Regions from separate parts of the Homo sapiens genome. Here all the other regions are linked to region 4. Evidence: chromatin contacts called from ENCODE Hi-C or POLR2A ChIA-PET data. All regions are on one chromosome and are shown on one strand. Each heading gives the region's core, a stretch centred on a gene start or an enhancer-like site at or near the end of the contact. The rest is flanking DNA. Distances are from core to core; before and after follow the strand shown.

What was found. A loop is a pair of places that touch in the nucleus more often than their neighbours do. ChIA-PET counts read pairs that join two places held with the same protein, here RNA polymerase II (POLR2A). Pooled maps may share reads with other maps.
Region 1: a loop to region 4 is called in a map of CD8-positive, alpha-beta T cell, with 5 times the contacts of the local background. The contact joins the promoter of CARD19 here to the promoter of IPPK in region 4. A Hi-C loop is called at or near these places in 5 of 168 maps with a recorded cell type or tissue (CD4-positive, alpha-beta memory T cell, CD8-positive, alpha-beta T cell, dorsolateral prefrontal cortex and 2 more), 5 of 37 single-sample maps with no recorded cell type and 20 of 50 pooled maps. POLR2A ChIA-PET finds 5 or more read pairs at or near these places in 2 of 52 experiments (CD8-positive, alpha-beta memory T cell and activated B cell).
Region 2: a loop to region 4 is called in a pooled map, with 8 times the contacts of the local background. The contact joins the promoter of NINJ1 here to the promoter of IPPK in region 4. A Hi-C loop is called at or near these places in 1 of 168 maps with a recorded cell type or tissue (ascending aorta) and 10 of 50 pooled maps. POLR2A ChIA-PET finds 5 or more read pairs at or near these places in 1 of 52 experiments (GM10248).
Region 3: a map with no recorded cell type shows a loop between it and region 4 (18-fold over the local background). The contact joins the promoter of SUSD3 here to the promoter of IPPK in region 4. A Hi-C loop is called at or near these places in 3 of 37 single-sample maps with no recorded cell type and 8 of 50 pooled maps. POLR2A ChIA-PET finds 5 or more read pairs at or near these places in 2 of 52 experiments (HepG2 and OCI-LY7).

What each region holds. Positions count from the first base shown.
Region 1 is chr9:93,094,920-93,101,834 of GRCh38, forward strand. It overlaps CARD19 (caspase recruitment domain family member 19), which reads left to right and starts at 1,298. Exons shown (of 6, transcript NM_032310.5): 1 at 1,298-1,433. The coding sequence starts at 1,427. It overlaps LOC101927993 (a long non-coding RNA gene), which reads right to left and starts at 591. Exons shown (of 4, transcript NR_188444.1): 1 at 449-591; 2 at 1-95. RefSeq lists enhancers at 286-335, 3,529-3,598 and silencers at 446-755, 776-1,525, 1,546-1,655.
Region 2 is chr9:93,131,590-93,138,339 of GRCh38, forward strand. NINJ1 (ninjurin 1) reads right to left here and starts at 2,662. Exons shown (of 4, transcript NM_004148.4): 1 at 2,554-2,662. The coding sequence starts at 2,628. LOC124902212 (a long non-coding RNA gene) reads left to right here and starts at 1,423. Exons shown (of 3, transcript XR_007061665.1): 1 at 1,423-2,004. RefSeq lists enhancers at 1-385, 1,867-1,916, 3,376-3,972 and silencers at 2,207-2,456, 2,627-2,856, 3,357-3,406.
Region 3 is chr9:93,054,662-93,061,909 of GRCh38, forward strand. It overlaps SUSD3 (sushi domain containing 3), which reads left to right and starts at 4,040. Exons shown (of 5, transcript NM_145006.4): 1 at 4,040-4,169. The coding sequence starts at 4,082. RefSeq lists silencers at 3,755-4,204, 4,215-4,624 and enhancers at 4,135-5,115, 5,116-6,096, 6,165-6,214.
Region 4 is chr9:92,665,349-92,672,610 of GRCh38, forward strand. It overlaps IPPK (inositol-pentakisphosphate 2-kinase), which reads right to left and starts at 4,783. Exons shown (of 13, transcript NM_022755.6): 1 at 4,560-4,783. The coding sequence starts at 4,640. It overlaps LOC107987095 (a long non-coding RNA gene), which reads left to right and starts at 5,014. Exons shown (of 2, transcript XR_001746837.2): 1 at 5,014-5,325. RefSeq lists enhancers at 3,885-4,054, 4,795-5,244, 5,255-5,304, 6,059-6,353, 6,611-6,780 and a silencer at 4,575-4,754.

The DNA.
Region 1 (6,915 bases), core at 48-2,547, 430 kb after region 4:
CACGGGTCTCCACTTCCTGGCTGGGGCCCAGTGCATTCACATCATGTGGGGCTAGGAGCTTCTTGTGGCGGGCTCCGGAGCTGGAAATGCCAGGCCTACGAGAGGGAAAGCAGGAAGGAAAGCGGGAGGGAAGTGGAGTTGGCCCAAGGTCACTCATTTTACAGTCCAGGAAACTGAGGCTCAGGCAGGTTAAGTGACCTCTCTAGTTCGGGTCACACTGTCAAGCTAGTGTCTTCTTTTGAAGGTGGGGGACTGGGGTCCCCCAAGAAGGTGTCCCCCCCCCACCCCGCCGAGCGAGGTCACACCGTTGAGTCCTTCTCCCCTGGATTTGGGAAAGCATCACTGGGCACTGCCTCCTTTGGCTGGTCCCTGTGGCGTACTGGACGCCCACCGGCCTTTTGCCCCAGGCCTGGCCCTGTACTCCCCAGGGCCTGACTTTCTGTATGACGTTGGATCAGTCACGTCCCCTCTCAGTTTCAGTTTTCTCATCCAAGGGGTGGGGCGCGAGGCCGGGAGCGGGGAGGTGGACTGAGCCGGCCGGCGGGCCACCTGGATCCCGACTCCGCCACTCAACGCGGCAGGGCCCGGAAGGGCGGGCCCAAGACGGGCAGGGCTCCGGGCAGGAGCGGGCGCCTCCAGGGAGGCGCGCGGCGGTCGTAGCTGAGGCCGCCTTGAGGGCGGGACTTGGACGCGGGCAGGGCTCGAGTGAGAGGCGGGGTTAAAGGCCGCTGCGACGGCGTTATAGACGCCGGCGGGACCGGGGCCCAGCGAGGGGAGGGACTCTGGGCCCCTCGCGGCGTCTTAACTGACGCTGGGAGGGGCGGGAGTCCGGTGGCGCCCGCCCACGCCCGCAGTCGCCCGCCCACGCCCGCAGTCGCATGGCAGAGCAGGAAGGGGCGGGGCTCAGGGCCCCTGGAGGCGCGGAGGCCGACGACGGAGGGGGGCGGGGCTCGAGTAAGGGGCGGGGCCCGGTGGGGGGTTCCTTGAGGCTCGGAAGCCGTCGTCGGAGGGGGCGGGGTTCAGGTGCAGGGCGGGGCTCAGAACTCCGGGAGAGGCGGAAGCCGACGCCGGAGGGGGCGGGGCTCGAGTGAGGGGCAAGGCTCCAGGATCCTCGCAGCGGCCTATCCCAGGACGGCAAGGGGGCGGGACTCGAGTGAGAGGGGCGGAGTTTAGAGCCCTGGGGGAGCCGTAGCGGGCGCGGAAGGGGCGGGGCCTAACGGTAGGGGGCGGGGCTCGTCAAAGGGCGGGGTTTAGAGTCCCCGAGGCTACACAGCCAAAGCCGGGGGGCTGGCCTAGCCAAAAGGGGCGGGCGAGCACGGCCCGCGGGCGGCGTTCGCTGGAGCTGGTGGACCGGGCGGCTGACCGAGGGGCGGACGCGCGGCGGGGCAGACCGCTGGGGACTGCGGGCGGCGCTGTGTCCGTCGCCATGACAGGTGGGCACGGGGTCGGCTGGGCGGCAGGGATGCGGGCGCCCTGGATGGGTGGCCCGGCCCGGGGGTCCGGCTGCCTTGCGAGTCGCCTGCAGGCCGCGCCTGGGCAGCGGGGGCCGAGTGACCTTGGCCCGTCAGCTGTCGGTGGTGCGCGAGTGCACCCCCGCGAAGTGGTGGGTGTCCCGGGGCTTCTACCCGGCGGGGCCGTGCCAGCCGAGGCGGTGCCGGGCATGATGGGTGGTGGCCAGGTGCGGGGCCCGAAGAGGGCGGGGGCTACAAGGCAGCTCCAGGGTGGGGCTGCACAGCCGCGGTCTGGGCTCAGCCACTGCCAATGTGTGTGTGTCCCGTGGTGGGGAATTTGGTCTGAAAGAGTAGGAGGTGGTAGAAATGACACCGGAGAGAATTCACAGCGGTCCTGCTGTGATTCTGGCCACGGAAACAACGCTCCATCCTTACAACCACCCCAGCGAGGTCGCGGGACAGGCGATGCGTTCCTCGGCGGCATGTGATTCCTGTGGGACTCTTGGAGTCTCCCAGACTCCTTCGGTGGTCCACGACGCTCTTGCCCCTGTTTAGTTCTAAGAGAATCGGGGACAGCGACTGGACCCCCCAAGGTTGTTGTGCTCCACGCTAGTGGCCCCAGCCCAGCCTTCCTCCCCAGGGCCTCTCTGGTCTGGGGACCTGCCCACCATCCTCCTGATCCCAAACAGGGTGACTCTGCCCTGTGGACCTTCCCCTGTTGGAGAAGCCCCATGAGGGTGATGGGCTGGTAAGGGACCCCATGGCAGCCCGGCCAGGGAGTATGGGGGTTCCCAGAAGCTACACTTCATTCTTACTGTTCTGTTTCATGGAGCAGAATTGGCTCAGGGGCTCAGGGTAGCCCCAGAAGTCCCTAGTCCTCTCTCGGTGCTCGCTCTCTTGAGTCTCAGCCTAGGTCCTGCCCACAAATAGGATCTCATGGGCTGGAAACTGATGACTTCCAGGACACCAGGCCAGAAGAGACTTCCAGCCTAGGCCACAAGAGACCCCAGCTGCCACCTGCTCCCCTTTGTCCTCCCTTCTAACTCTTCTTATTTGTGGCTCTCATTTCTGAGCACTTACTGTGCATTGGACCCTGTGTTGGGTGATTCCTGTTTGAAAATGATCAGATGGGGACACCTGGAATATCTCGTCTGTGTACAGATGGGGAAACAAAGTCTTAAATTGTGCCCTGCCCAGGCTGGGATTCCGTAATTCCCTTAGTGAGTTCATCAGAATGCGTGGGACACAACTCAGAGCTGTGTTGGTCTCCAGGGAGCCCTGTCCCAGGGACTGGGTGTTGGCAGAGCCTGAGGCCTTGCTGTCCATTAAGGAGCCTTCCTGCACAAAGGGACTTTGTCCCTTTCTGCCTGTCAGGGAAGCTTCCTTGCATAAGGGGACCCTGGAGCTGGGAAACCACATCAGGCAGGGGTCCCTGAAGGCTCTGACTATAGGCCTCACCTTGTCCAGTGTATGCTTCCTACCTGCTATGTCTACTCACTGGGCCTGGAGACATTCCCTCACAACCCTTAGTTTTTGGGATGGGGAACCAAGGCCCATGGAGCACAGCTCTGGGAGGGTCATATGGACAGCCCTGCGAGGCTGCAGACCCATAGTCCCAGGCTCACTGCCTCCATGCACCAACTGGGGTCCTGCCTTGCGCCAGCCCTCGCTGTGAGCAGCGCATGTGAGCCAGTGCCTGCAGAACGCTGAGGAGGTGTCTGCGTGGGGCAGGTGCTTGACAAGTTACCCCCTGGGCTGTGCCGGGGAGTGAGCAGTTTTAGTTGGGCTGAGCACTGAGAGAAGGGGTTTCCTGGAAGAAATTCGGGAGAGGAGGTTGATGCCCAAGTGTCTGGACTCCAGTTGGTTGGGGATGACAGGAACTCAGGAAGGCCTTTTGCACGTAGAACAGCAAGGTGAACATGAATTAACCAGGTGGAAACCAAGGAACAGGTATTCTCAGCCTGGGCTGAGATGTCTTGTGGGCCTAGAGGGCCCGGTGAGAGTGGGTGGGGCCAGCTCCCACGGGGCCTTGAATGCCAGGCTGAGGGCATCAGTCTGGGCTGATAAGAAGGTTCATATTGGGGTGTTTGAATGGGGGTCCATAGTCCTGGTGCCAGCCTGGCAAGAAGGAAGGGGATGTAGGGCGTGGTGAAGGCTTGCCAGGTCTGTGCCAGAGCGAGCCATCTTCCTTTGTCCTGTAAAAACAGTTCAGGGACTTGTTTATCGGGAGCTGGCACTGAGATGGTTTCCCTTCTTGTGCCTTTTCTGGCTTCCAAGTGCTGCCTGTTTGTGTGCACAACTCGCAACCACAGGAAGCACAGGACCCCCAAGCCGCAGAGCCTGGCTTCAGCCTCCGGACCGTGCGGCCTGTGCCAGCTGACTCACGGCTCATGGTGACTCATGGCTCTGCAGCAGCGGAGGCTCTGCCTGGTTAGCGGCTTGCAGGGCAGGAGGAAGCCACTACAGGATGCTGGCCACGGTCCACCTACAGCCCTTGCCCCTGGGTCTTGGACCATACATTGCAGAACTCTTTTTTTTTTTTTTTTTTTGAGACAGAGTCTCATTCTGTCACCCAAGCTGGAGTGCAGTGGTGCAATCTTGGCTCACTGCAACCTCTGCCTCCTGGGTTCAAGGAATTCTTCTGCCTTAGCCTCCTGAGTAGCTGGCTCAGCCTTCTGAGTAGCTGGGAATACAGGCGTGTGCCAGCATGACCAGCTAATTTTTTTTGTATTTTTAGTAGAGATGGGGTTTCACCATGTTGCCCAGGCTGGTCTTGAACTCCTGACCTCATGATCCATCTGCCTCGGCCTCCCAAAGTGCTGGGATTATAGGCGTGAGCCACCGCGTCCGGCCTGCAGAACTCTTTAGTGAGCACCTACTGGGTGCTCAGCCAAGTGGGCAATGCTGGAGAGGACAGCCTTGGGCGTGCTTTTGGACTGGCAGGGAGTAGACTGCTGTAGCTGATTACAGTGAATTTCCATGTTAATTAGAGAGGCAGAACGTCTGAATATCAAGAGGTGGTCCTCAACATGGCTGTGCCTGGGCCTGGATCTTGATCTGTCACTTCATATCTGGTTGCAGTCTTGGGCAGGTACCTTATCTTCTCACTGTGCCTTAGTTTCCCTACCTGAAAATGGGGCTGGTGGTTGTCCTTATGTTGCAAAGCTGTTGGAAGGATGAAGGTTGTAGGTGACGTAGGGCTCACAGAGTGCCAGACATATGGGATTGCTCTGTGAATTTTGGCTAATTCATCTTAGTTCTTTAACGAGAGGGCTGCAGGCGCTGGACCCAGACTGCCCAGCTGGGCCTGTCCATGTGGCCTTGGCAGGTCACTTGACGTCCCTGTGCTCAGCTTCCTCACCATGATGGGGCTGCTGGCAAGTCCGCATAGGCTGCTGTGGGACTCAGTGCAGGTGAGGGCTGAGCCAGCCTTTCCAGCCCCCAGCCATCTGCCTCCCTGCGCGGCCCACGGTGAGTGGCTTCAGCCAGATGATGGAGTGGCTGATGGCCTCAATGTGGGCATCATCAGGGGCCCTGTGAACCAGGATGGCCCCCCTATTGTTCTCTGGAGGGCAGGTATCTCTGGGGTTAAGGATACGTTTGTGGGTTTGCTTGGTGAATGCCAGCCCGCACCCCTACACTGTGAGCCCCTGGAGGATGGATCTGCCCATCACCGTGGTCCCCAGCCCCGCACAGGGCGAGCGTACTGAGACGGGCTGTTCTCACCTGGGCCTCAGTCTGTAGGGTCTGCACAGGGCCCCACGGAGCATGGCTGCTTTTGGGGTGGGTCCACATTCTGGGGTACAGAAAGACCAGCCAGGAGGAAGTGGCAACTGGAAAGAGACATGACAAAGTAAAACAGTCTGTTGAGTCTGTGCCTCAAGGAGTGAACCCAAGAGGGGGCCCCACTGTGTTCAACATGATGACACTGTTTTTGTTTTTGTTTTTGGTTTTTTCTTTGAGACAGAGTCTCACTGTTGCCTGGGCTGGAGTGCAGTGGCGCACTCTCGGCTCACTGCAACCTCCGCCTCCCAGGTTAAACGATTCACCTGCCTTGGCCTCCCAAAGTGCTGGGATGACAGGCGTGAGCCACCGCGCCCAGCCTTCATTTCTTTTTAGCACTGAATAATATTCGTTGTATGGATAAACCAGAGTTTATTTATCCATTTACATTTTTTGTGAGAAAATATATGGAAACATAACATTTACCTTCTTACCCATTTTTTCAGTGTACACTTCAGTGATACTAAATACACTCACAGTGTTGTGTAGTCATCACCACTGGCCATTTCCAGAACTTCTTTATCATCCCAAACAGAAATTTTGTACCCGTTAAACAATAACTCCCCTTTCTCCTTCTGCCCACACCTCCTGGTAATCTGTATTCTATTTTCTGTCTCTATGAATTTGACCCCTCTAAGTACTTCATATAATTGGAATCATATAATATTTGTCCGTTTGTGCCTTGTTTATTGCACTTAGCATAATGTTTTCAAGGTTCGTCCATGTTGTAACATCCACGTATCATAATTTCCTTCCTTTTTAGGGCTGAGTAATATTCCATTGTACATAGGTATATACCACATTTTGATAATTCATTCGTCTTTTGGTGAACATTTGCACTATTTCCATCTTTTGGCTATTTTGAATAGTGCTGCTATGAAAACCAGTGTGCAAGTATCCATTTGAGTTCCTGCATTTATTTATTTATTTATTTATTTATTTGAGACAGAGTCTCACTTTGTTGCCCAGGCTGGAGTACAGTGGTGTGATCTTGGCTTAGTGCAACCTCCGCCTCCTGGGTTCAAGTGATTCTCGTGCCTCAGCCCCCTGAGTAGCTGGCACTACAGGCGAGTGCCACCACGCCTGGCTAGCTTTTTGTATTTTTAGTAGAGACGGGGCTTCGCCATGTTGGCCATGCTGGTCTTGAGCTTCTGACCCCAAGCGATCTGCCCACCTCAGCCTCCCAAAGTGCTGGGATGACAGGTGTGAGCCACCACCCTCGACTGAGTTCCTGCTTTTTGTTTTCTAGGGTACATACCTAGAAGTAGAATTTCTGGATCACACGGTAATTCTTTTTTTTTTTTTTGAGACGGAGTCTCACTGTCGCCCAGGCTGGAGTGCAGTGGCATGATCTTGGCTCACTGCAACCTCTACCGTCCGGGTTGAAGCGATTCTCCTGCCTCAGCCTCCCAAGTAGCTGGGATTACAGGTACCCGCCATCACACCCAGCTAATTTTTGTATTTTTAGTAGAGACTGTGTTTCACCATGTTAGTCAGGATGGTCTCGATCTCCTGACTGCATGATCTGCCTGCCTCTGCCTCCCAAAGTGCTGGGATTACAGGTGTGAGCCACCGTGCCGGCCATCACAGGATAATTCTATGTTTAGATTTTTGAGGACCTGCCATACTGTTTTTTTCCACAGTGGCTGCACTATTTTACATTTTCACCACTAATGCCAAA
Region 2 (6,750 bases), core at 1,412-3,911, 460 kb after region 4:
CCCCATCCCCACCACCTCCCTGCCTTGAGACACCCTGGGGATAACAGATTCAGGCCATTTTCACATTAACATTGTTGTTTACTATTCCTTCTGCTGACAGCCACAAGTGAGCTGACTCAATCCCTGGACACTGATGGGGGCCCTCACATGAAGGGCCACAGGGGCGCAGGGCACACGGGGTAGGGGAGACCTGAGAGCTTCCCACGGCCGTGGCCCAACAGAGCCCACCCAGGTTGGAGTTCCACGTGTGGCTCCTCCCTGAGCCTTGTCCACCCTGGGAGGTGAGCAGTTGTGCCCCATTTTACAGAAAAGGAAACTGAGACTCTCCATTTTACAGAAAAGGAAACTGAGGGAGCTGGGCAAAGCGCTGCCCTCTCCAAACCACTGCCAGGGGTCACCAGTGGGAGAGGGTCTCCGTGGCAGGCAGAAGGATGAGGGCGCTGAGTGCTGGCCTGGCTCTAAGCACTTCATATACATCAGCTACTGAGTCCTCACCACTCTCTATGGCAGGCACCGCGACCACACCCATTTCACAGATGAGAAACTGAGGCACAGAGTGCTGACATGATGTGCCCAAGAAACGGAGAAGCAAGGTCTTGAGGTTGGGAAGAGGAACAGGTGTGTTGGGTGGTCCTGGGCCCCCAGGCTGGGTGAGCAGAGCGGCCCTCGAAGTTTTCTACCCCTCAAGGGGAAATGTGCTCATCCTCACACTGGCTCATAGCCTTTCCACAGCTCCCTGGACACCAGACCGTGATCAGGCCTGCAAGGCCCCTCCCATCGGCCTGGCTTCCCATCCCCCCACCTCCTACCTGGCCCTCATGTGCTCTGTGGTCCAGCCTCTGAGCCTTTGCTCCCACTGTTCCCTCTGCCTAGATGCCCTTCCACACATCTCAGAGAGCCAGATCTGCTCACCCACCTTCCCTGCCCTCCAGGGCTCAGAGCCAATGTCCCCACCTCCACAGAAAGCCTTCCCTGACCACCATGCCCCGCCCCCCACGATGGGCTCCCAGCCCCCAGGGAACCCCCTGCTTTGCCCTGGCCTCTCCTGCCCTGTCTGGGCTGGGCTGCTCTCCAACCGCGGCTTGGTGGGGCGGGGCTGTGTCTCTCTCCCTCTGGTGCCCAGAGCCAAGACAGTGATCCGGGAACAAATCCAACCCAATCTCCTCTGGGCTTGAGATGCACCCATCTCAGGAGGCACAGCCTATCCTGCCGCCCGCAGAAGTGAGCAGAGACTGCTCTGAGTGGAGGGCATTGCCCGGGCAAGGTCAGGGTTGGGGGAGGAGCAGTATCCCTTCCTTTCCAAGGCGCTTCCAAGCCACTGACCTGTTTATTACCTGACTTGCTTTCCCCACTTCCCTGAAGGCAGGAGAGACCCTTTGTTCTCTCTTTATAAGACCATGTCTAAAAGGCCCAGCGAGGTGTGGCAACTTCCCAAGGACACACAGCCGGAGGAGCCCCCTGCCTATTGCTCCAAAGTGCTCACACACTGGGGCAGGGCCAGGTCGCTGGGGTCCCGCACACCGGTCAAGTCCTGCAGTGCGACAGCTCCTCTCTAACCTAGGAACAAGTGTCCATGCAGCCCCAGGGCCATCCTATCCCGTGGCTCATGGGGCCCCGCCTCCCCGAACATGTCCTGTCCCCACAGCACCGGCCTAGGACTGTTCACCAGCGAGTGGGCAGAGTGTCTTTGCCCCAGTCTGGTCCACGCCATGGAGAGGCCTGGAAAAACCCAACAGGCTGCTGTTCCCTGCCCCCATCCCTGAGGGGGTTAGAAAAGGAAAGAATGTTCAAAGTAAACAAGTCACCAGAGGGCCATGCCAGGACCTTGCAACAAACACAAGGTGCTCAGTAAGTGCTGAGTCCTGGGATGAAGAATTCTGAAGCGGGACCACTACCAGGGCCTGCCCCCTGCCCACAGCCCTCCCAGGCCGGGCAGGGCAAGTTCTGGAGGGCCGGTGGCGGCATACACTGAAGGCTGTGTGACGTTTCTATTTCTCAAGGCAGGTGAGTGGAATAGGGACCACAGCGGGCCCCAAGTTCCCCCATCAAGGCACGCATCAGATTGTGTGGTCAGCGTGGGGTGACGTAACTGTCTGCATGCAGCTGGTCTGGAGCCCGGAGGCTGTGACTCCCCTCCGCCCGCCTCCGGGCAAAGTGCGCGGAGGAGCCGGCACGGCGAGGCTGAAGTTAGAGAGGCCCGCGCGAGAGTGGGGGGGAGGTCGGGAAAGCCGGGCGCCGGCAGTCCTTAGCCCGAGGAGCTGCGCCGAGGCCCCCTCCGCCGTGCAGCCAAGCGCGGGCGCTGCTTAGTGGGGCTGGGGACGCCAGCCCGCCCTGCGCCCCCACGCCCCCTCGTCCCGCCCACTTGCCGGGGGTGGCTGGAGCTCCCGGGGGCATCGTTCTGACCCTGATGGGGCGGGAAGGACTTGGCCTAGAGCGGGACGTCCCCCAACACTCTGCAGTGCGGACGCGGCGCACACAGGTGCCCGGGGAGCCGCGGCGCCCCGAAAGGACAGGGCCTGGCAAGATCATGCAGCGGTGGGGGGAAGGTCTTACCGAGGCGTCCGGGGAGCCGGGTGTGCCCGGAGGCAGGCCGCCGTTGAGCTCGTACTCCTCGGTTCCCGAGTCCATGGTGCGGCCGCCCAGGCCGCCAGGATCCGGGCCTGAGCGCGCCCGAGCCTCAGCCGCAGGCTCCAGCTGCGCGCCCGCCCCCGGCCCGCCCCCGGCCCGCCCGGCGGCGAGCTGCTGCCCCAGACTCCGCCTCCACCCGGGGCGGGCCCGGGGCCTGGAGGCTGTACGCTGAGAGCGCGCAGTTTGGGGCGACCCCAACCCCTCGGGCCTGAGACGGTCCCGCGGGGCCCCACAAGGGAGGGGGCGCGACGCCGATGGCCCCAGAGGACCCTGCGCTGCGTCTTGCTCTGAACCTCCGTCGCGGACACTTTTAATCCACAAAATGAGGCCAAGAACGACCTTTCCCTGGCCACCAGGCAAACTGCATGAAAGCGAGCGGGCGTTGCCGCTGGCGCCCACGCTGGGTTTTTCCCAGGCGGGGTTCGCCCTGGGAACCGCAGATCGCTCCAGCACAGCGCCTGCTGCGCCCCTAGTAACAGCGTCAGAGAGTCCGGGGTTCCCCTGATTGCGGGCCACGCTGACACAGGGCTTCCCACTCCCTGACCTTAGGTTTTCCTGCCTGGGAAATGGGGGTTATGAGGGCACAGACTGCTGGAGGGGCTGGGGGAGGCACAAAGGGGATGAACGTGCGCTGACTCATGGGCCCATCTGTGCCACCTGTGGCAGGGGGTGGGCTGGGGGCAGCACAGTGCCCAGAGCCCTGGCCAGATGCTAGGCGGGCCCCCACCTGTTGTATGATTGAAGTGGTTGTTTGGTCTCTGTTTCTCCATATGTTCATTCCTCAGCACTTTGCCCATCTGGGGGCCTGGGGGTCGAGAGCATGTGGCGGCCACCCTGGGAGGCCAGGGGAGTTCATCCTGACCACAGCATAGTCAGCTTGCGGCAGTATGGCCACTCTATTTCCAGAAGGGCAGTGGAAGGAAGGCCAGCTCAGACCCCAGGCTCTGTCCAGTCAGGCTGCCACCGGGACAGGAGGTAGGAGTGAGTGGGCATGGGCAGGGCAGCAGGATTGCGCTTGCCCTGATCCTCCAAACGGGGTCATCCCATGAAGGAGGAGCTGTCGTGGGCCCACTTCACAGCAGAGAAACTGAGGCTCAGGCTGTCACTGCCCCAGCTCTGCCTCAGAGGGGATCTGCAGGACAGGGTCTGGCACGGTGGCCCACGACGGGGATGGTTGCTGTTGTCCTCGCATAATCAGGGCACTGTTGGCACACCTGAGTGTTCACCAGCAGCTGGAAATCCAGCACCATTCACACAAAAAACTCTCTCACAGTATGGGACAAATCCCTATTCTGGGGGATAGTGCCTGCCCACGAGGGCTCAATTCCTGGAGGGGCAGGAGGTGTGGGACCACAGAGAAAATACGTCACACCCAGAAAGGGCCCTGGGAGCTGCAGGGGAGCCCTGAGACCTTGGAAGGCCAAGGGCGTGTAGAGAGGCCCCGAAGTAGGAGGGCTTGGCAGGTGGAGACCCCGTCCTGAGAGTATTCTTTCCTTTGTGCCATGTGGGAGCTCCTGCAGTGTGGTTCATCATTCCCATCCTTTTTTTTTTTTTTTTTTGAGATGGAGTCTTGCTCTGTCGCCCATGCTAGAGTGTAGTGGTGCGATCTTGGCTCACTGCAAGCTCCACCTCCCGGGTTCACACCGTTCTCCTGCCTCAGCCTCCTGAGTAGCTGGGACTACAGGTGTGCGCCACCACGCCCGGCTAATTTTTGTATTTTTGGTAGAGACAGAATTTCACCATGTTGGCCAGATCACCTCCTGACCTCAGGTGATCTGCCCGCCTCAGCCTCCTAAAGTGCTAGGATTACAGGCATGAGCCACTGCGCCTGGCCCCATTCCCACCTTCTAAGAGGAAGCCGGGAGGGTCGCAGCACCAGTGACAGTTGGGACATCAGCCTCGGGGTTTGTAAACCTGCTCTGTGCTGGCCGTCTGAGACCCTCTCCCAGCCTCAGTTTCCTCAGCTCCTGGGGCTGCTGGCAGGACGTGTGGGTGTCAGGGCTCAGGCAGGCTGCAGCGCTGGAGTTCCCTCGTCTGCTCCGTCATCCTCATTTGAGTATGTAGTGTCTGTTTTCCCCACTGTGCTCAATGCTGTTTACCCAACTGTTCTCTGCTGGATCCAACCCAGGACAAGTCTTAAAGGCACAGTGTACCCCGTGTCACCTCCATCTACCTTTTTTTTTTCTTTTTTTTGAGATGGAGTCTCGTTCTATTGCTCAGGCTGGAGTGCAGTGGCGCGATTTTGGCTCACTGCAAGCTCCGCCTCCCAGGTTCAAGCGATTCTCCTGCCTCAGGCTCTCGAGTAGCTGGGACTACAGGCGCCCGCCACCACGCCTGGCTAATTTTTTGTATTTTTAGTAGAGACGGGGTTTCACCATGTTAGCCAGGATGGTCTCGATCTCCTGACCTTGTGATCTGCCTACCTCAGCCTCCCAAAGTGAAAGGATTACAGGCGTGAGCCACTGCACCGGGCCCAACCACCTACTTTCAAGTTCTCCTGGAGACCATGAGTGCATGAGCTGTCCAAGACCAGTTTCTAGACGCTGACCCTGAGCTGAGGGACATGTCCCCAGGAGAGACACAGAGGAGGGGTGTGGCTGGGAGGAACGGGCTGGCAGATGCCCCAGCAGAGCAGCCCTATGTGTGGGTGGGTGTGCACACACAAACACTGTATATGTACGAGGGCCCCAGGCCTCTGTGGAGGAGCCCACAGGGTATCTCAGGATGCCTCTCTGGTGCCCAGGGAGGCTTGGTGCATCCCTCTCCCCCATCAAAGACTCTAGTGGATTCTTCTGGGGCTGGCGTTGTGTTGAGTTCAGATCTGCCCCTTCTGGCTTGGGATGTGCTTCCTCATATGTAAAGTGGGTATAAGGCAAGATGGCATGTGAGGACCATGGAGGTGTCACCCCAGCGTGCTCCTCACAGTGCCACCTCAAGCAGGTGGCTCCATCCCGCTGACCAAGAATGAGACCCCAGTGGGGCAGAGAACAGGCACACCGGAGGCTTGGACCTTCTACTCACCCACTGTCCTAGGAGCTGGGACTAAGCACGGTCTAAGCGACCCCCACCGCGTACTATGGGGAGTACAGTTGTGTCTCTCAGACCTGGGGGAACATGCGGTGAAAGCACCAAGCTGTTGAAAGGTCCATGGGTCAGATGGACCATGTTTTCACCTACAGAAAGCCTTCAGAAGCAGCCAGTCCCTGGCCTCCTCCACCTCGGAGAGGCTTGCAGGCAGGTATGCCGTTTCCACATCACCAAGGGAGAAAGCGAGTCTGGCAAGGTGGCGCAGCATGCCCGAGGTGACCCAGCTCTGCATGCCCACCTGCCCGCCTGCACATGCTCTTGCTAACATGAGCGGGAGGAGGACGGGGCTGGCAGTCGGCCCAGGGCAATGGCAACTCCCTGGAAGCCTGTGGTATTGCCAGCACCAGGCGTGGCCCATCCATTCCCCACCCACCTGAAGGAGCTGTTACCTGGCATCAGGGTGGGCCCAGGAGTCTGCATTTCTATCAGGCGGTCCCCAGGGACCACAGCTCTCACTGGGTCAGTGTACAGAGCAGGGAGGTAAGGGAGGCGGGTGTGTAGCGTGGCCACCCCATTTCCAGAAGGACAGAGGAAGGAAGCCCAGGCCTGTGAGGAGGTGCCATGCCATCATCCCCACACTAAAGATGGGATGGCAGAGGCTCAGAGAGCCGAGGGACTTGCCAAGGTCACCAGGCAGGGCTCAGTGGGAGGGGAGGCACAGCCAGGTCAAGGATGATAAGGGGCGAGGTGATGGGAGATGAGCACCACGCAGGTATGAGAGCCTCTCATGCTGTCCACCACAGAGAAGCAATGTGTCCAGGCTGCACAGCGAGGCACAGCTGGCCCTAGAAGGCCACAGAACAACAGAAACAAAGTGGACGTCCACCACAAGGGAGTGGCTAAGTGGATTATGGCCATCTGCATTCGGGAGTGGGATGCCATCGTCTACAGAGCAAGCGAGGCCAGGCCAGCGGATGTGGAGGGGTCCAGCTGCACTGCGGGCAGAGAACAGGCAGGAGCAGGAGGCTGGCCCCTGCTTCCTCTGCTGCACCCTGACACACTGCTCTGTTCCTTCCTGTTTGTGCATCCGTCTCT
Region 3 (7,248 bases), core at 2,790-5,289, 390 kb after region 4:
TCCCAGCTACTTGGAAGTCTGAGGCAGGAGAATTGCATGTACCCAGGAGGTGGAGGTTGCAGTGAGCTGAACTCATGCCACTGCAATCCAGCCTGGGTGACAGAGCAAGACTTTGTCAAAAAAAAAAAAAAAAGGCAAAACAAACTGTTTTAGATTTCCACAATTATTATCTAATTTTAGAAAAACTCACCAAGCCAAGAACTCTGCCACCACCAGACTTCTGCATGGGTCCCCTCCCAGGCCACCATGGCCCATGGGTGCTGAGTCAGGCAAATCAAGGGTTGAGGAAGGCTTCCTGGGGGTGGCAACACCTCAGCTAAGGTCTGAGGAAAGAGGAAACTCCCAAGCCAGACCCTCACCTTCCTCTGGAAACCTCTGGCAGCGCACAAGACCCCCATGTTACAGAGTGGAACACTGAGCCCCAGGGCTGGCAGGCCTCCCCTGCCTCCCAGGTTCCATCCAACAAGTGTCCACTGACAGTGCACTGTGTGCTCCCAGTTGCAAATGGAGCTGGGAAGAGGCTGTGGCTTTGGTCAGTTCCTCAGGCTGTGCCTGACTCTGCTTCCTTCTCCCGGCCTGCCTCACCAGCAGCCAGCAGCCCATCCGTTCCTCCTAGCCTCCTCCCCTGCCTCCTCCAGCAGGGAAGCCCATATGTTTTGCGTTTTTTTTTTTTTTTTTTTTTTTTTTGAGACACAGTTTCCCTTTGTCACCCAGGCTGGAGTGCAGTGGTGCAATCTCAGATCACTGCAACCTCCGCCTCCTAGGTTCAAGCAATTCTCGTGCCTCGGCCTCCCAAGTAGCTGGGATTACAGGTGTGTCTGACCTCAAGTGATCCTCTCGGCCATATCCGGCCACATGTCCATAGCTCCACACCTGGCCACATGTCCTCTTCATTTCAGAGACGTGACACAGGCTGAGCAGGCCTTAAGGACAGGCAGCACGAAATGGCTCTGACAGGGAGTGCCATCAGGGAGGGCTCCATGGAGAAGGAGGGTGAGGAAGGCAAGGAGACACACCCAAGCAGGCAGAGCCTAAGCACTGCTCCCAGTTTGTGCCTAGACTTGGAGAGTCTGGGAAACCAGGCAACTAGGACAGCTGAGCGGGTGGGCCAAGCTCAAAAGCTGACGGGCCTTCACAGTCCAGCTTAGAGGCCACCACTCCATCCTGAGCACATCACAGTCTCTCACTTGCCTTGAGAGGGTGGCAGGACAATGTCCACCCCTCAGATGAGAACACGAAGACTCAGTGCAAGGGTGCCCACCCCTGCCCCAGGGATCAGGGAAGCCTGTCAGAGAGCCATGGTTCTCACCATGGAAGGGGGCACCCCAGGCGGTTGTCCCTAGTGGGCCAGTGCCGTTCTTTTCACATGCCTCAGTTTCGCCCACGTGCATGGCTAGAATAGCTGGGCTTTCTAGGAGCAAACCATTCCAAGGGCCTGGGAAAAGGTGGACAAGATGGCCCTGATCAGTGTTCAAATAGGTGACAGGCCCACCTCCAGAACCAGCCTCAGATCCCTCCCATAGCTCCTGAAGATGGCCTTTTGGCAGCAAATGGGTGTTCTGAGCCACAGCAAGGCATACAGTTCCCTGTGGAAACGACATGACAGAGGTCCTTAGGCCACCTCCAGGTCCCCTAACAGTACAAATGGAGGCCCAGCGCCACAAGCCTGAATGTCCACAACCCAACCAAGCGACAGACTGCTCAGAAAAACATGCTCTTTCCTCCTTGATCCCACCTGTCAGGGGCTGAACTGTGTCCCCCAAAATCTATATGTTTAAGTCCTAACCCTCAGTACCTCCAAATATGACCTTATTTGGAGACAAGGTCTTTACAGACTCTTCTTTTTTTTTTTTTTTTTCTTGAGATGGTGTCTTGCTCTGTTGCCCAGGCTGGAGTGCAGTGGCACAATCTCAGCTCACCACAACCTCCGCCTCCCGGGTTCAAGTGATTCTCCTGCCTCAGCTTCCCAAGTAACTGGGACTACAGGCACGCGCCACCATGCCCAGCTAATTTTTGTATTTTTAGTAGAGACAGGGTTTCACCATGTTGGCCAGGCTGGTCGCAAACTCCTGACCTTATGATCCACCTGCCTCTGCCTCCCAATGTGCTGGGATTACAGGCGTGAGCCACTGAGCCTGGCCGGTCTTTACAGACTCTTTATAGGGTCTTAAGTTAAGATGAGGACATTACGGTGGGCTCTAATCTAATATGACTGGTGTCCTTAGAAGAGAGATTTGAACACAGAGAGACACAGGGAGAGCACCATGTGTAGACAGGAGTTAAGTTGCCACCGGCCAAGGAACTGCCAGAAGCTGGATGATACAAGGAAGGCTGTTCTCCTGGAGTTTTTGGAGGGACTGCAGGCCTGCCGACACCCTGATCTCAGACTTCTGGCCTCCTGAACCATAAGACAATAAATTTCTGTTGTTCTCAGGCACCCAGTCTGGGGTACTATGTTACACAGCTCTAGGAAACACACTTCCTAAATGGCCAGGTGTTTAGCATTTGAAGGCTCCTGAAGGCCTGGGTCACAGCGTGGTGGCTTAGGGAGCTGCAGGCAGCCTGGTGTTTTCCATCCCCACCTAGCTCCACCCAGCTATTGGAGGGCTGCCCCAGACCTCCCTCCCAGCCCTGTCCATGCACCTACAGGCAGTGGCCTTCTGCCTGGTGGTGCATGGTGGGCAAAACCAGGGAAGGGACCACACAGGCCTGAGAGGTGGGCTAGGGGCCACTTGGCAAGACATTCTGGGGTCCCAGAGTGTGGTCTGGAGTGGGCACTGCTGATGGCCCTGCCCTTCCCGACATGGCAGAAAGAATACACATGCTTGATTTTGAATAAAGGAGATTGAAGTAAGCCATCGTGTGTGACCCACAAGTCCAAGTGGGAAGAACATATCAGGGGTGACGCCAACCCTGATGGCGAAAGGGGGAGGGCCCCTCACGTTTCACACTGAACCTCAGCTTTGGAGGGCTCGGAAAGCAGAGACGGGGAGGGGCTGCCCTGCTGGAACCCTGCTTCATGGTCCACCTGAACATCCACACTCTTCACGGTCACCTGCCAGGCACTCTAGAGCCAGCCTGGCCCACCTGGGCCACCTTCTGCGCTCCTGGAGGCATGCCTAAGCCAGCCGCACTGGGCTTCTGCTGCCACACATTGCCAAACCAGGGCCTTTGCACCTGCTGTTCCCTCTGCCAGGATTGCCTTTGCCAGCTCCACAGGAATAGGCATGGCTCAGGTGGTCTCCCACAAGCAGCCCAAGATCCAGGATGTCTGAGGCCTGACACCACACCCAACCCTTTGGTGGCTGCCTGGGCAGGGGGCTAAGCCTGGGTTGGGTGGGGTCAGAGGGAGAGAAAGAGCCCGGATCACAGCTCTGGGCCTGCTGCAAGTGGAGCTGGGTGGGAAGGGGAAGCCAGGAGAAGGGAGGCCTCCAGGTGTGGTGGGCCCTGCAGACAGACCCCAGGGCTTTCCATCCTGTTTCCCCCAGCCGGGGGCCCCTCAGTGAGAACCGAAGACAACAAGGGCACCCAGACCTCAGTGTGCCTCAGACGGCCTGGCCCAGTGAGAGACAGGGAAAGAAGGCTGGGTCCACACAGGACTCTGGGGGTGAGTGGGTTACGGGAGGGGCGGGCCGGGGAGGCGTTTTGCTGTTTGCCCTTTGGTACCGGCCGAATCCGGCACCCTGAGAAGGCAAAATCCTGCTCAAAAAATAAAAACACAGAAGCACATGGAAAAACCACACTAGGAGTGAAGGTGAGAACAGGAAGGGATGGGGGAAGGGTGTTGGGCAGAGGTAGCCACGCGTGCAACGCCCCGGAGTAGCAACACTTTCCGCTCAGCCGGCTGCCTTGGCCCGCTGGGTATTTGGTCTCCCCAAGGGCCCCCGCCCACAGCCCCCGGCCGGACCTCGGCCCCAGTCCAACGTGTGGGCGTGGTCTGTAAGTTGCATGGAACCGCCCCTGGGCGGGCGTGGAGGGCGGGGCCTCCCCGCCCCTCACCCAGGCCCAGGCCCAGGCCCCGCCCCCACAAGCCGGGCTCACTCCCCTGGCAGACCCCGCCAAGCGCCTCGGAGCGCGCAGGATGCGCTGGGCGGCCGCCACCCTCCGTGGCAAGGCGAGGCCCCGGGGGCGGGCCGGGGTCACCACGCCTGCCCCAGGGAACCGCACAGGTGAGGGCTGGGGCCGAGTGGCCGCGTGCGGGGCTCTGCGCCCATTTCACAGACGGGAAAGCCGAGGGGAGGGGGTCGCGGGGCCGCACAGCCGTGGGTGGGGGCCACAGCAACGATCTGCCCCGAGGACGAACCTCCTCGACCCTCCGCCGGCCCAGCAGGCGCCCTAGCGGAGCCGAAGCCTGGCAGCGAGCAGTTCGAAACCAGGCGGCTGCACGCAGCAGCCCGCGCGCCCGTTCCCGAGTGGCCGCAGCGCCTTGGTCCCGGGCGTCTGCGGACAGCGCGGCCGGCCAAGCCTCTCCACGCCGCAGGCTCCGGGCCCCTCCGCGCCCCTCCCGGGGAAGTCGAAACCGGCCTCACCTGGCGGGCGGGTGGCGCGGGGGCGGGAGGGGGGAGCCGGGAGCCCTCTCTGCGCCTGAGGGAGGTGTCATCTTCACGATTCCTTGGTGACCAGCGCAGCTCCACTTTACAGATGGAGAAACTGAGCCTGCGAGAGGGGAGTGGCTGTCCGAGGTCACCCTGTAGCCAGGCTTGGGATCGCCTCGGCTGTCTCGGAGGAGGCTCAGAGGCCTTTGGAAGGAAGAGAAGCTGCTTTTTATTTTACTTTTAAGTGTTTGAATTCAAGAATGTGCTTAAAGAGTTGTCTGCTCCCGTGCCCAAGGCTCCGGGGTTCGAATGCTGGCCTTGCTCCTTGAATGATTCTAAAGTCTAACCCTTTTAGAAACGGAACCAAACCGGAACTCTGGGTCTCAGATATCCCAAAAGCTTACTTCCGCGGCCACTGCCCACGAACGTTAGGCCTGAGGGTTCTGGGCGTCTCAGGCGTTGCGGGGCTAAGGCTCTGCGCAGGAGGAAGCTGAGGCCCGGAGTGGGGTGGGCTGGACCAGGTCACACTGTCAGCCTGCAGCCCCAGGGAACTGGCAGGAAGGTGGCAGGAGAATGGCTTCCTCTCACAGTTGGGGAAACTGCGGCTCAGGGAGCTAATTCACCGAGCAGAGGTCCGCAGCTCAGCAAAGTGGGCGCTGAGACTTGTTCCTGGCGCTGGTGGATTTGGTTTATTTAGTTTGACTCTGGCAGCCTAATGTCCAGAGTCCCTAATTTGGTGTTGGGGTGATGAGCACTTTTGCTCCTGTGTTTGAGCAAGGCCTGCCCAGGGCCTGGTACTACCTGAGGAGCCCCTTCTACTGGCACAACAGCCTGGGGGCGTGGGTGCCAGTGCCCTTTGGATAGCCTTGACTTGCCCAAGGTCAGCCCAAGGCCAGGGAGTATCTGGAGGCTCTGGCATATTTGCATACAAAAGGCTGTTTGCCTTGGAATTTGTGCTGGGAATGGAGCTTAGTCTGGCACCCTGTGCTCTTGTTCATCCTGCCTGGCCCTGGCTCTGCCTCTGACCACCATGACCACTTCCCAGGCACTGGCCCCCTTGTTGGAGTTTTGGGTTAGGATCCCCCCTGTGACCTGGGGTGAGTCGCTGTACCTCTGTGCCTCAGTTTCCCCATGTGCCCCAGTTTCCCCACTGTATACCTGCCCCCAAGCTTGTGGACAGGCCCAGTGGAGCCCAGGGAGGGTACTTGTTCTGGTGCAGGGATGATGCCATCATCTGGACTCCATCACTCCCCTGCCATGTGACCTCAGTTTCTTGCTCTGTGAAATGTGCTGTGAAGTTAGAGGCTGGGGGGTTGGGAGCCTTTGGAGAGGATTTGACACTAAAACACCACTGACCAGGAGTGGTGGCTCATGCCTCTAATCCCACACTTTGGGAGGCTGAGGTGGGCGGATTGCTTGAGTCCAGGAGCTCGAAACCAACCTGGGTAACATAGCAAGACCCCGTATCTACAAAAAATGCAAAAAAAAAATTAGCTGAGCATGGTGGCATGCGCCTGTAGTCCCAGCTATTCGGGAGGCTGAAAGGTGGAAGGATTGCTTTCGTCCAGAGTTCGAGGCTACAGTGAGCTGTGATCACCTCACTGCACTCCACCCTGGGCAACAGAGCGAGATTCTGTCTCAAAACAAAACAAAAACCAAAAACATAGCACGGGGATGTGTGTTTTTCCCACCATCTTTAAAATGGGGCCATTACCACTGGTTTTCCTAGAGTAGATATGAAGAGCACAGTAGTGTGGACAGACTGATCTTCCTGAGAGGCAGGAAGTGGTCTTCCCTCATCTCCCATGAGCGCCCTGGGAGAAGGGCAGGGCGCGGGGGAGACTAGCTCAGAGTAGGAGTTTATCATGTTTGTTGTATGACTGGCCCCTGGCCCTGCTCCCAGGTCAGCCCCAGCACTCCCTGATCTGGGAGATTGTCCAGGAAAGCAGGGTTCCAGTGGCTGTAGGTAACCCCCCTGGCATCCGTGGAAGGGCCTTGGAGGAAGGGCCTGGAGAGGGGGTAGCAGGAGGCATGCTCTGCTGGTGCCTTCTTGGCTTCACCCCTGAACTCCTGCCCCAGAACTGGACTGTGTCCATTTTACAGAGGAGAAACTGAGACCCCGTGAATGCATGTGTAAATCAAAGCAAGGCAGACACACCCTGTGATGCCTGGCTATGGCCTCCTGCCACCCATTGGCATCGAAAGAGCTGCTGGTAGAAGGCATAGGTTCCCGGACCCTCGGTTTTCCACCAGGGATGTGGGAGTACATGTTCCTCATTTGGAATTAGCCCAGCTCTTTTATGGAGGATTGTGTGCTTTCCACATCCTGAGGCCACCCTGCTGCTCAGCCTGGAGATGGAAGGCAGAAGTGGCTCTGAAGCCTGTGCTCACCCTCCATGTGGAGATGGGCTCAGAGAGGGCAAGTGACTTACCTGAAGACACACAGCCAGGGCTGTGGGACACCCACATGTAGTGTTGGGGCCAGGCCTGTCCCCACTGCCAGGGTCTTGGGGGTCCTGTTCTCAAAGCACCTCTGTGTGCAAAAGTCACCCCCTTTAAACTCTGAGAAATTCCTCCTGAAGGTTCCTGTTTCACATTTGGGGGAACTGAGACCCAGATTGAGGTCACACAGGGACTCACTGGCAGGTGGGGATCGAGTCTAGGTGAGACTGGGTTCAGCAGCCTGCCTCTGTCACTCTCTCCCACAGCCTCA
Region 4 (7,262 bases), core at 3,533-6,032:
TATGGCCCAGTTAACAGTCCTGCAGGACTGCACAATGGCTTTCCACTTAACCTGTTCTAAGTGATTCTGTAATGGATATCTTTGTGTATAAGATCTTTATTTACGTTTCTAATTATCTCCTTAGAACGGACTACTAGAACAGAAATTAGTAAATCAAAGAGTATAAACTTTTTAAAAATTAATCTTTTTTCCTGAGTATCATACATATCCATTGTAGGAAATTCAGAAAATATTTAAAAAACAAAAAAAAGTAAAAGTGATTCGTGATACTATCAGTTACAGCCACTTAGAACATTTTCATCTATTTTCTTCTAATCATTTTGTAATTATAACCACATCATGCATCTTCTTTTGTAACCTGCTTTTTCTACGTAACTGTAAACACATCCTCATATAAAGGACTTAATTCATCCACTACAAAATAATCATTTAAATTATTAAAATATACAAAATCATGCTGTATGGCAAAAAAAATACATATATATATGATCTATGAACCAGAAATCTTAAAACACAAGATGAGAAGAGAAACAGTAGAAGGGCACCTGACCGCTTGAGCTTCACACCTTCAATGCCCAGACAAATATCCCAAGCACTAAACAGGTACCAAAGGGACACCAAAACTCCCCAGGCAACAAAACAATTTGCAGAAATGATCTGAAGCTCTCAGACTCTCAGAAAGGTCACGAAACTGGAACAACTGGAAGTGAGCAGCTTTGTCCACACATGTGATCAATTTAGTTGGCTGGTAAGCCAACTAAATGGCAAAGTCTTTCCTGTCACCTCTGTCAGTAAGAAGGAAAACATCATGACAGCTTAGTGTCATGACAGGAGTGGGCCACCTTCTGCCCCTGCTCCCCAAGGCTGAGGTGGTCCGGAAGGGGCTCAGTGCCCCAGACAAGTGCATGATCCAGATCTGAAGACACCTAGGAGATGGAATGACAAACCAAACCTAAAGTGACCTTCATAGGACAGGACACTGAGCCAAAACCAACAAGCTGAAGGCGAAGGAGGCAGGCGCAGGCGTCACACAGGAGAGAAATCCTGCGGCAGTGCATAAAGGGGCAACCTGTGGACTTCACTAACCTGAGATGTGGCCACTGGCCCAAGTACTGCACCTTCAGGCTGCAGCGAGGAAACTGTGCCCAGATGGGAAGTTCCCTCATCAAGGAGCCCCCACAGGGTCAGTGTCTGGAGCTCCAGACACACACCAGGGAACATGCCAGGCTGCCGAGAGCCTCTCAAGCATGCCACAGGGTCCACACCACATGAGGCAGAGAACACCATGGTTACCTGTGCCTGGGAAAGTTCAGGTGCACAACCATCCCAAACAGAGGCAGAATGCAAACTGACAGGCAAAATGAGAATCATCCTGGGCCGTCTCTGAGTGGAAGGGCCTTGGGGAAGCTGACCACCTTCTGTCAGGAACACCTTTAAACGCCTCTCTATGGCTGGCCTGCTATTTACCTTCCTGCCCACCCTGGGCACAACCTCCCACCCTCCTGTAGCCCACACCTAGTTCCTCCATCCCCAGGCCTCATTTCCTACAAGTCCTGCGCTGCACAGAAGGCTCTCTCTCATCCCATGTTTGCATACTGCAGGAAGAACATCACTGTGCTCCTTCTAGTGCTGACAGCCAATGACCATGCAGATCTCCTTACCTAGGCCCTCGGCTCCTGCAGGACGAGCTCAGGCTGGCTGAAGGCGCATCATGTTCTCATGGTAGAGGGGATGGGGGTCAGCACAGGACTCATTAGGGACCTTTCAATTCTGAGAGAAGCTGATGTCCTCTCAGAGAAAGCAACCCTCTCCTTACCTGGAAAAACTTGGCAAAGGCCTCCCTCTCTCTTGGACTGAATGAGGTGGATCTAAGGAGTACAGTAGCAGGGTCCACCTGCTCCCACACCCGGCTGGAAGGAGGCTGGGCGCATGCTCAGCATCCACAAGACCACGGACTCCTCCTATTCTACCTCACCCATCTCTTATCCCACTGACACACACCCTCTGCTCGAACTCAACAGGTCCTAAAAAGCTGCCTTCTGGGAATTGCTCTCTCTCCTCCTCGGTCCACAGCCTGAGCAAACAGGCCACAGGGCAGAGCTGGTGGGCTAGGCTTGGTTCAGGTTACCACATCAGGCACAGGCTCCATCTGACCTTAACTTGATGGGAAACATTTTCTCATGAGACTATGTGCAGTGATAATCTTCAATTTCAAATGATGAGCTAAAAACAACAACCAAGCAGGAATGAGCACAGTAAAGCAAGTTTAGATTTAAAATAAAAAATGAGGCTGAGTACAGTGGCTCACACCTGTAATCCCAGCACTCTGGGAGGCTGAGGCGGGCGGGTCATTTGAGGTCAGGAGTTTGAAACCAGTCTGGCTAACGTGGTGAAATACAAAAAAATTAGCCAGGCATGGTGGCAGGCACCTGTAATTCCAGCTACTTGGGAGGCTGAGGCAGGAGAATTGCTTGAACCCAGGAGGCAGAGGTTGCAGTGAACCAAGATTGCGCCACTGCAGTCCAGCCTGGGAGACAGAGCAAGACTCCGTCTCAAAAAAAAAGAATGAATAGCATAGGTCTAGAACAGCCTGGTGGCTGTAGGTAAATTTGAAAAGGTGAAAGAAAAAATAAACAATCAACCTGGCGTGGTGGCTCACGCCTGTAATCCCAGCACTTTGGGAGGCTGAGGTGGGTGTCACTTGAGGTTAGGAGTTGGAGACCAGCCTGGTCAACACGGTGAAACCTCATCTCTACTAAAAATACAAAAATTAGCTGGGCACGGTAGCGCATGCCTGTGATCCCAGCTACTCGGGAGGCTGAGGCAGGAAAATCGCTTGAACCTGGGAGGCGGAGGTTGCAGTGAGCCGAGATCGCGCCACTGCACTCCAGCCTGGGCAACAGAGTGAGACCCCGTTTCTAAATAAATAAATAAATAAAAATAAACAATCATTACAATCAGAGCTGTGCAACAGGGTAGGGCCAGGCTGCCCTGGAGATGCCTACTCAGGGAAGGGGGTGGACACATACTTGTCTGGAACGTGCAGAGAGATCCAAGTGCCAGAGGCAACTGCGTCAAAGCCTCTGCTCTTTCAACATGGGTGTCCTTTTGCTCCAAGCCTGAAACTTGCTGCTTCATCTGCCACTACTTTTGAAATTTAATGTATCAGCCCTCACTAAAGAAAAGTCTTAGGTTTACCTAAAATGCAGAGATACATCTAATCTTACCAAGGAATTGGAAGATTAGTATTTGTTTTGGGAAAGGATTCAGGGGATCAGCACAGTAACCCAACAACAAAAGGACTCACGCAGAAACATCCCTCACTTTGCCAATAGTGGACTACACAAGAGAAGGACAGCTTTAGGTTAGCCTGGTCCATTATTAATTCACCTAAAGATCTTGAGCAAAGCTTGTAGTCTCTGTTCTTTAGTTCCCTGTGCTAATGAGCAACAAAATCCAAAGGCACAACCTAGGGGCTACCTGGGTGTTTGCAGCTTACACTACAGCTGACCAATGCACCCAGCATAGGAACAACAGAAGCAAGGCAGGACTCCACTGCCTACATCATCCCTGACAAGCTGTTCGACTCGGGCAATGCCCTTAACCTCTCTGATTTTCACTTTATTTATCTGTCCAAGGGATGACAATTATCACTTGCTAAGCATAACTTGATGGGTTCCTGCGTAACTGGTCTTTGCAACAATCCCACAAAGTGAATTCTACTACTAGTTCCACTTCACAAATGTAGACACTGAGATTCCTGTGCCTTTAACACCCATGCTCTAACTCCTCCCTACATGACACCTATCCTCGCCTCCCTCACCCCCCTCCCCCGTTCCAGCCGGCCACATTCCTGCGTGGTTGTACCAGACAGCAAAAGGTCAGAGAGATCTGGGCCCTCACAGAAACCCACACGCTTCACTCTTGGGATTCACCTTTGCGAGATCTTACTGCAGTTTCTAAAACTTTCACCCTCGTTGAATTCAGGTGAAAGCCTTCAAATTCTAAAAGGTTGAGAAGAGGACCTGTGGACAACATCCCCTTACTATTAACAGCACAGCAATTCCGTAGTCTCACGAGGCTGAACTCTTTTGGTGCTGAGAGTAACAGCACTGTGGGCACTCTGCTTCTTCCTCCAGTGCTGGCCGGGCCCTCCGTCCCAACCAAGCCTCCACCCCACTGCGGCCTGGCAGTCCGGCGGGCATCCAGGCGGGAGGCGGCACCGCGTGAGGCTGAGCGCGGCACCGACGGGGCGGGGAGGGGGATGTGGAACTGACTCTGACGGGGAACGGGAATACTGAGGGGACGACAGACCGGCCAGGAGAAGGATCTGGGGCAATGGGAGACTGACCCAGTAGAGAGGGGATACTGGGGTGATGAGGAACCCAAGCGGTAGGGGGGGATGCTGGAGGGTGGGGGAATTCCGGAGACCGGCCGGGGAGGAGGAAGGTACTGGGGGGACGTGGAACCGACCCTGTTGAGGAAACGGATAATGGGGGCGGGGTGATACCGGCCGTCGGAGTGAGGTACCGGACCTGCGCCGCACGTCCACCGCTCACCTGCGCGTGGGCCACCACCAGGCTCTTATTGCCCTCTCCGTGGTACCCCCATTCATTCTCGTCCATCTTCCCCTCTTCCATGCCCAGGCGCAGCCCTGGCGCCTCGCGGGCTAGGACTCGGGGACGCGAGCTGGGGGCCGCCCGCCTCGCTGGGAACCAGCCGCTGCGGTCGGGGGAGGAGCGCCTGTCAGCTGCCGCCCCCGCTCGACCCCGCCGCGGCGACTAGCAAGCTGTGGCCGCCGGAAGCCACGCCCCCGGCGCCTGCCATGACGGAGTCGGGCAATTCCGGGTTCGTGACACTTTCCTCACACCGATCGCGACGGTGGATGGGCCGGCGGCCATCTTAGGTACTGGTAGAGCGACTCATTTCCGGAACGCGGTCTTGGGAGCCGGAAGAGAAGCTTCCGGCCTCGGCGCCGGATGTGTAGCTGGCGGAAGGAGCCGGCGGCTTTTCGGCGCCCGGTAGTGACCGGCAGTCCCCGGGTAGCCAGGGTGTCTGGGTGTTGGGACCGCTTAGTCGCGAGACCCCAGCAAACCTCTTGGCGTCTCTGAGCCTCAGCTTTTGCTTCTGTAGAATAGGGTGTACTCATCGTACATTTCATGGGAATACCTAACGCAGTCATTTGGATGGTCCTGTGAGGTAGAAAACATTGTCCAACGTTCTACGCGAGGAAATGTGGCTGGGCCACAGGACTGGACTCCCCAGTCCCGCTTTTGCCTGAAGACTTCGAGGGACGCAGTTGGAGCGCAAGGCTCCTGCTTGGCGGTGAGGCAGAGGGCTAACGACCTTCCTTCTCCTAAATTCACTGATGCGGCGGCAAGAATGGCACCGCCTCGTAGAGCTACCGCATTTCCCAAACTCGTAGTCTCAGGACCACTTTATACTCATAAAAATGAGGGCCCCAAGCTTTTGCTAATGTGGGTTACAGCTATCGATGTTACCACATTCTAAGTTAAAATGCTTTAAAGTTTTTTGTTGTTTCGTTTAAAAGTAAACAGCCGGGCGCGGTAGCTCACGCCTGTAATCCCAGCACTTTGGGAGGCTGAGGCGGGCGTATCACCTGAGGTCAGGAGTTTGAGACCAGCCTGGCCAACATGGTGAAACCCTGTCTCTACTAAAAATACAAAAATGAGCCAGGTATGGTGGCGCAGGCCTGTAATCCCAGCTACTCCGGAGGCTGAGGCAAGAGAATCATTTGAACCCAGGAGGCGGAGGTTGCGGTAAGCCAAGATCGCGCCATTGCACTCCAGCGTGGACGACAGAGTGAGACTCCATCTCAAAAAAAAAAAAAAAAAAAAAAGTAAACATTACATTCCACGCCCACCACCAAAATAAAGGAGTGGTATTGTTTTACACTTTTGCAAATCTTTTTAAAATCTGACCTAATAGGTTCTCACATGTGCTTCGGCATTCGGTCTGCTGCAATATATTGCATTGGTTGACATACACATTGTGAAGAACATCTGCAGTTATGTAGTTCACAAAGAGAGGACCTGCAGACCCAACTTTGAGAACGGCTGGGCACCTTGCCAGGCCTTGGGAATTGTAGTGAAATCAGGCCAGTGACTCAGGAAAATGAGCTGAAGGCTTTGAGCATCTCTTTCCTCCATTTTAGGCCTCAAAAGGGAGGCTGGGGCAGGGCATGGTGACTCATGCCTGTAATCCCAGCATTCTGGGAGGCCGAGGTGGGCGGATCGCTTGAGCTTAGGAATTCCAAACCAGCCTGGCAACATGGTGAAACCCTGTCTCTACAAAAAATTAGCAGGGTGTGGTATCTGTGCCTGTAGCCCCAGCTACTTGTAGGGCTGAGGGGCTGAGGCGGGAGGATCGCTTGTGCCCGGGAGGTTGAGGCTGCAGTGAGCCGTGATCAAGCCACTGCACTCTAGCCTGGGTGACAAAGCAAGATTCTGTCTCAAAAAAAAAAAGTGGGGGAGGCTGGGTGTGGTGGCTCACGCCTGTAATCCCAGCACTTTGGGAGGCCAAGGCGGTGGATCATGAGGTCAGGAGTTTGAGACCAGCCTGGCCAATATGGTGAAACCCCATCTCTACTAAAAATACAAAAATTAGCTGGGTGTGTGGTGCACGCCTGCAATCCCAGCTACTCGGGAGGCTGAGGCAGGAGAATTACTTGAACCCGGGAGGTAGAGGTTGCAGTGAGCCCAGATCGTGCCACTGCATTCCAGCCTGGGCAACAGAGCAAGACTCCGTCTGAAAGAGAAAAAAGGAGGCGGTGGGGGGGGGGTGGTGGGGAAGCTGGGTGGGAGGTGGCTCAGGACCCTCCACAGGGATGGTTGAGAAATGGGGGCAGAAACAGCCACTCCTGGAGGTAAGTAGCTCCCAACAGAGAGAGAGGACCTTAGGGCTCACAAAATTCAGTCCTTCCCACGCCCCCACAAGGCCAGGGAAGCTTAAACATGACTGCAGTTGAGTTCCTCAGCACCCTGCAAAAAGGAGAGTTGGGGTGAGATTAAATAATATATTAAGCATTAAAATATTTCCTTGAAACCTCTAAGGTGCTAGAAATGTTCTGTATCTTGATTTTTTCCCCCATGGAGGTGTATTATATCCCTGATACTTTAAAATTGCCATTATATGGTGATGATAAAAAGCAGATTCATGCTGGGGATGGTGGCTCACGCCTGTAATTACAACACTTTGGGAGGCCCAGGTGAGTGGATCACTTTGAGTTCAGGAGTTCAAGA